Linked DNA regions of Homo sapiens: region 1 is linked to region 2. Evidence: chromatin loops called from intact Hi-C (ENCODE). Cell type or tissue: dorsolateral prefrontal cortex. All regions are shown on one strand. Links, peaks and the distances in the headings refer to the core of each region. The heading gives the core; the rest is flanking DNA. Region 1 overlaps PRICKLE2 (prickle planar cell polarity protein 2). Region 2 has its middle 7.2 kb from the start of PSMD6.

Region 1 (2,925 bases), core at 240-2,739, 150 kb before region 2:
CTTGGGAGGCCAAGATGGGTGGATCACGTGAGGTCAGGAGTTTGAGACCAGCCTGGCCAACATGGTGAAACCCCGTCTCTACTAAAAACACAAAAATTAGCCGGATGTGGTGGCACATGCCTGTAATCCCAGCTACTCAGGAGGCTGAGGCAGGAGAATTGCTTGGACCCAGGAGGTGGAGGTTGCAGTGAGCAGAGATAGTGCTACTGCACTCCAGCCTAGGTGACAGAGTGAGACTTTATTAAAAAAAAAAATCATTCTCAAATTGTCAAATTTGTAGATACTGAAAGGAAAATGGTGGCTTCCAAGGGCTGAAGGGGAGGAGAATGGGAAGTGAGTGGTTAATGAGTACAGAGTTTCAGTATGGGAAGATAAAAGAAGTTCTGGAGAAGGATCGTGGTAGCAGTTGCACAACTATGTGAATGTATTTAATGCTGCTGAAAAGTGGTAAAAATGCTAAATTTTATATTCTGTATATTTTACCGCAAAATAAATAAACACATACATACATAGATAACTCTCAGGAATTGGAGCAGTCCCTTCAAGGACCACATGGTCTTTGTTGAGGATGAACCTGGGCACATTAACTTCTCTTGCACAGACCAAAGGGGAAACAAATTCACCAAGCCTGAGTTAGTTCCCATAATCCTCATTATATAACATACGCACATAACATTCAAAGTATGCACATTACTCAATAATGCAGTTGATTTCTACCTTCTTTGGAGTTCAAACTGATCCATGTGGCTTTCATGATTAAGCAGCCACTCTGGCCTGTTTAGTATTTAAGGTTTTAGCAGGAATTGCAAGCTTGAAGAATGAACTGTGACTACACTGCTCATTGATTCATCAAATACATAGGACAGAGTGTAATCCTTTGACTAGTTTTGGGAGACAGTGGGGTGGAATGGATAGAGAATGAGCTTTGAAGTCAGACCTAAATTTAAATCCTGGCTCAGCCCTTTACTCCTTGGTGATCAAATGGTTTATAATTTTGTTGATCCCCATTTTTCATGATTCTGTATTTGCAAATGTGCCCACTTGCCAAAATTTATTTGTAACCCCAAAATCAATACTTGCGGCAGCACTTTCATGGTCATTTGCAGACTTTACTTGTACCCTGAAAATCAATATTTGCAGCACTCTCGTGGTCATTAACAGGCATACACTGAGGGATAAAAAATTTGAATTGCCTAATGCATACATGGCCAGCTGAGGTAGAACAGCTAATTCTATGCTTTCTTATTCCAGCTCACAGACTGAATAAACAAGTGGTCTATTTAGGGCCACTTTTTTGCATCCTATGCTTTTTGTTGGTGATTTCACTGTTTAAAATAGCCCCAAGCATAGTGAAGTGCCATCTAGTGTTTCTAAAAGCAAGAAGGCTGTGATGTGCTTTATGGAGAAAATACGTATGTTAGGCCAGGCACGGTGGCTCACACTTGTAATCCCAGAACTTTGGGAGGCTGAGGCAGGCGGATCACCTGAGGTAGTGAGTTCGAGTCCAGCCTGACCAACATGGAGAAACCCCATCTCTACTAAAAATACGAAATTAGCCAGGCATGGTGGTACATGCCTATAATCCCAGCTACTCTGGAGGCTGAGGCAGGAGAATCACTTGAACCCAGGAGGTGGAGGTTGTGGTGAGCCGAGATCGTGCCATTGCATTCCAGCCTGGATGACAAGAGCGAAACTCAGTCTGAAAGAAAGAGACAGAGAGAGAGAGAAAAGAAAAAGAAGAAAGAAAGAAGGAAAGAAAAGAAAGAAAGAAAGAAAGAAAGAAAGAAAGAAAGAAAGAAAGAAAGAAAGAAAGAAAGAAAGAAAGAAAGAAAATATGTATGTTAGATAATCTTCAGTCAGGCATGAGTTATAGTGCTGTTGGGCATGAGTTATAGTGCTGTTGGCCATAAGTTAAATGTTAATGAATCAACAATACATATTAAGTAAGTTGCCCTTAAAAAGAAACACACATGAAACAAGGTTATGGATTAATGGGTTAACGAAAATGTTGGGACCAGAGGCTCACAGGAACCTAACCCCATATTTCTCCTAGGAGGAATGTTTAGTATTCAGAAATTCAGTGTTTGCTGTGATTTTATAGCACATAACTGCCATGAATAAAGAGAATCACTTGTGTTTACCTTTGCAAAATGTAATATCCTGTTTACATAGTACTCTCTTCTTTCCCTGCTGTGGCAGGGATTATGGCTATTTACAAATGGTTGGTTCCTTCTTCTTCCAGGCACAAAGGGGGAATGTACTTTCTCAGTCCGTTTAAAGTTAGGCATGTCCATGAGACTTGCTTTCACCAATGAAACCTGAACAGAAGTCACATGTATCATATCCAGGAAAAAAGCTTTTCACTGCCAGTGTTCAGCTCCAACCATCCTTTTCTCTGCTGCCATCCTCATGGAGGCATATCTCCATATGGAGCCCCCATCACCTGGGTCTCTGCCTACCTATAGGAGGATACAGTGTGAGACAGAAATAAAATCATGGTATAGATAAGGGTTTAAGATACAGAATATATACGGTTCAACAAGAAGACAACTCAGTTAAAAGATGACTGAAGGACTTCAATCAACATCTCTCCAAAGACAATATACGGTCGGCTGATAAGCACATGAAAAGATGTCCAACATCATTAGTCATTAATATAATGCAAATCAAAACCACAATGAGATACTGCTTCAGACCTACTAAGATGGTTATAATTTTAAAAACTGGAAAATAAATGTTGGTAAGGATGTGGAGAAACTGGAATTTCTGTGCATTGCTGGTGACAATGTAAAATGGTGCAGCCACTTTGGAGCACTGTTTGGCAGTTTCTCTAAAAGCTAAACAGAATTACCATATCATCCAGTAATTCCACTCCTAGGTATATATGCAACATAATTGAAAGCAGAGATTCAAACATAATTGTAC
Region 2 (2,925 bases), core at 218-2,717:
GTGACTCGGGTGATTAATTTTTAAACTATGCATTTTTAATTAGGCTTCTATAAAAAGTCACAAAACAGTCATTTAAATTATCAACAAAGCGTTCCAAAAAAAGATCAGAATCGAGTGTGATGTTCTTTTAGGAAAAAAACCTGAATCAAACAAAAGAATTCTATCTTCTAAATGTCAAGGTTCATGTGACATGACATGGCATTTTATAGGAAAGGAGGGAGGTAGGGAGGACCAGGGTAATCAATCAATCTAGAATGCTCGAAGGTAGGAATTCAAGGGAGGGAGAAGGAACTGACTCTATAAGGAAGGCCATTATTCGTGGAGAGCATGTTGTGGCTAATATTTAATAATAAGAAGTACGATATTATGGCTAGAAGCATGGAGTCTGAATCCAGACTTTTTGAGTTCAAATCCTACTCTGTCATGAACTAGCTGTGTGACCTTGGTCAAATTGCTTAACCTCTCTGAACCTCTGTAATATGGGTTAATATAATATCTATCTGATACAGTTGTTTGATTAAATGACTTAATATATATGTAATGCTTAAGTACCTAGCACATAGCAAGTGCTATACAAGATTTTGGCACCATTATTATTCTTAGGCTAATTTAAAAGAGCAACGTAAAATTTAAAAAGTTTCCCTGTAAGGTTGAATAACTTACTAAGGAAATCAGAAATAAAGGAATCACAAAGTCCGACATACAGCCACAGCTGAAATACCTCTTTTCTGTGATTTAAGAATGCTGCCTTCTTAGGCCAATGCTAATTATTCACCTGCTTATTAAACATTATTTAAAAAACACTTAAATTGGTATGATACTAACTCACTTTTTAAAATTCATTGACTTGGAATTTTTCTAACCAAGATTAAGTTTATTTGTTTCAATGGTCTGAGTCCATTCACTTTTTTTGCCCATGACAAGGGATGCTGAGTTGAACAGGAAGTAGGGATCAAATCAATAGATAGTTGACTAAATGAAGGAAACAATGATTTGTATATTTTCCGAGGCGATCTTTGAGGTCAAGGTCTAAATTTAGGAATATGGATCTTTAAGGATTTTTTGCTTCATTTGTAACTAAAATCAGGGCAGCGGTTCAAAGGACAGACTCAGCTTTTACACCAGTGGTTTTTTTCAGTGATTTTTCTCCTGTGAGATTTAGAAAATGCTGTGCTTACCATCCAGTGCCTCTGTCGTGCACCCCTGTCCTTCGCTAGGGCTGCACGTCGTCACACCCACCTGGCCTAGAATTCCCCATCTCCGGGTGGGACCGGAAGACAGTCTACCTCCGCACGCCGTGCTCTGCGGGAAGCGGTGGATACTGCTGCCCTCTGCTGGTCACCACTTGAAACACTTCTGGGCTTTTCCGAGGAAAGGGGCTGTGAATAAGCAAAAATCGCAGCACGAGAAGAGGGATGGGTTCGAAACCTCTGTAACCCGAAACCGTCGAGCTCACCCACCCACCAACCTCCTGTGCACCTTGCAAAAAACAAAAAAAAATTTTTTTTTTTTTTTTTTCAAAATAAAAACAGGCCAGGCGCAGTGGCTCACACCTGTAATCCCAGAACTTTAGGGGGCAGAGGCAGGTGGATTGCTTGAGGCTGGGAGTTCCAGACCGGCCTAGGCAACATAGCGAGACCTCGTCTTTACAAAAACTACCCAAAAAAGCCGGGTGTGGTGGTGACCCCCGTAATCCCAGTTACTAGGGAGCTGAGGTGGAAGAATCACTTGATCCCAGGAGGTCGAGGCTGCAGTGAGCTGAGATCGCTCCACTGCACTCCAGCCTGGGCGACAGAGCAAAACGCTATCTCCAAAAAAGTATTAATTAATTAGTTAAAATAAAAACAGTACTAAGTAGTACAGATGAGTGATAGGAAGTCCAATACGGTTCTGATTCGTCCCATGATTAGACCACACCTCTTGTTTAAATGTTTACTGGTTAATTCTTTCCCAATGTTCACTTTCTTGTTCCTATGCTTTGCTCCATCAGCGGGTGGTTGAGACAGTGCTGTTTCAATATGTGCAGGGTAGTTTCTTCAAGTTTATCTTAAGAAATTGCAGTGTACTTGCTGCATGTGTTACCATAGTGCTCTGTGGCTGTGTCTTAATTTCACTTGTTTGCTTACACAAATCAGAGACTCACCCTTCTTTTGTTTTTCTTTCGATATTCCATATTCTAGTGGTTCCTTTGAATTTTTGCTTTTATAGTGTCTCTCCTCTAGTCCTCTTTATCATTTTTGTTGTTAAATAATTGCATTTGATTTCTGGAAATTGCTCCATATCAGCTCATGAACATTTTCTTTATTTATTTCTTTATTATTTTTTACAGCTGCATAATACCCCATCATGTGTTATGTACCATTGTGTATGCAACCATTTTCCTATATTTGGGCATTTAAGTTGTTACCAGTATTTTACAATTTTAAACAATACTGCAATGAATAACCTTGTGCATGGGTATTTTTGAATTTTTGGAGGTGTAGCTTCAGGATAAGTTCCCAGAAGCAGGATTGCTGGGTCAAAGGGTGAATGCATGGGTATTGTTGTTAAATTGCAGGTAATTGTTCTTCTTAGGGTCGGAGACTCCCTATGAGACTGCAAGTGACTAGTATTTATTGTGAGGATAATTTAACAAGTGATTAAAAACACTGGAATATTAGTACTCAAGAAAATAGGGTGTGACGTCAGCGAAGGCAAGAGGCGTAAACTCAAAGAGTTGGGAAGAGCAGGAATAGTAGCATGAATTGGTGTTGTAAAGATGGTTTTGCTGCTGGATTTGCATGTAAGGTTGACCTAAGTCTTTTTGCCACATAGGCTGATGATGATCCACCCCTGTGTGCCATCATTTTCTGTGGCTAGGTTCTTTTCTGTCTGTCTGCTTCTGCTCAGATTCCCTCTGGGCTCCTTTGCTCAGTAAGGCATACC

Evidence for each region. Peaks named below come from ENCODE experiments on the same cell type or tissue, not always from the same donor. Only the 100,000 strongest peaks of a DNase experiment are listed, where the experiment ranks them.
Region 1: it touches region 2 in a loop (5-fold over the local background); 5 of 110 quality-filtered maps call a loop at or near these places.

What each region holds. Positions count from the first base shown.
Region 1 is chr3:64,177,871-64,180,795 of GRCh38, reverse strand. The region is part of intron 2 of PRICKLE2 (prickle planar cell polarity protein 2); the gene reads left to right. Among named protein-coding and RNA genes, the nearest start is that of PRICKLE2-AS3, 8.2 kb to the left of the region's middle. In dorsolateral prefrontal cortex, for the core only: a CTCF peak has its summit at 1,330 (motif pointing left); no DNase peak of the experiment used is centred there.
Region 2 is chr3:64,029,251-64,032,175 of GRCh38, reverse strand. No RefSeq gene overlaps it. Among named protein-coding and RNA genes, the nearest start is that of PSMD6, 7.2 kb to the right of the region's middle. In dorsolateral prefrontal cortex, for the core only: CTCF peaks have their summits at 1,128 and 1,328 (motif pointing left); a DNase peak (open chromatin) is centred at 1,315; H3K4me3 peaks cover 731 bases.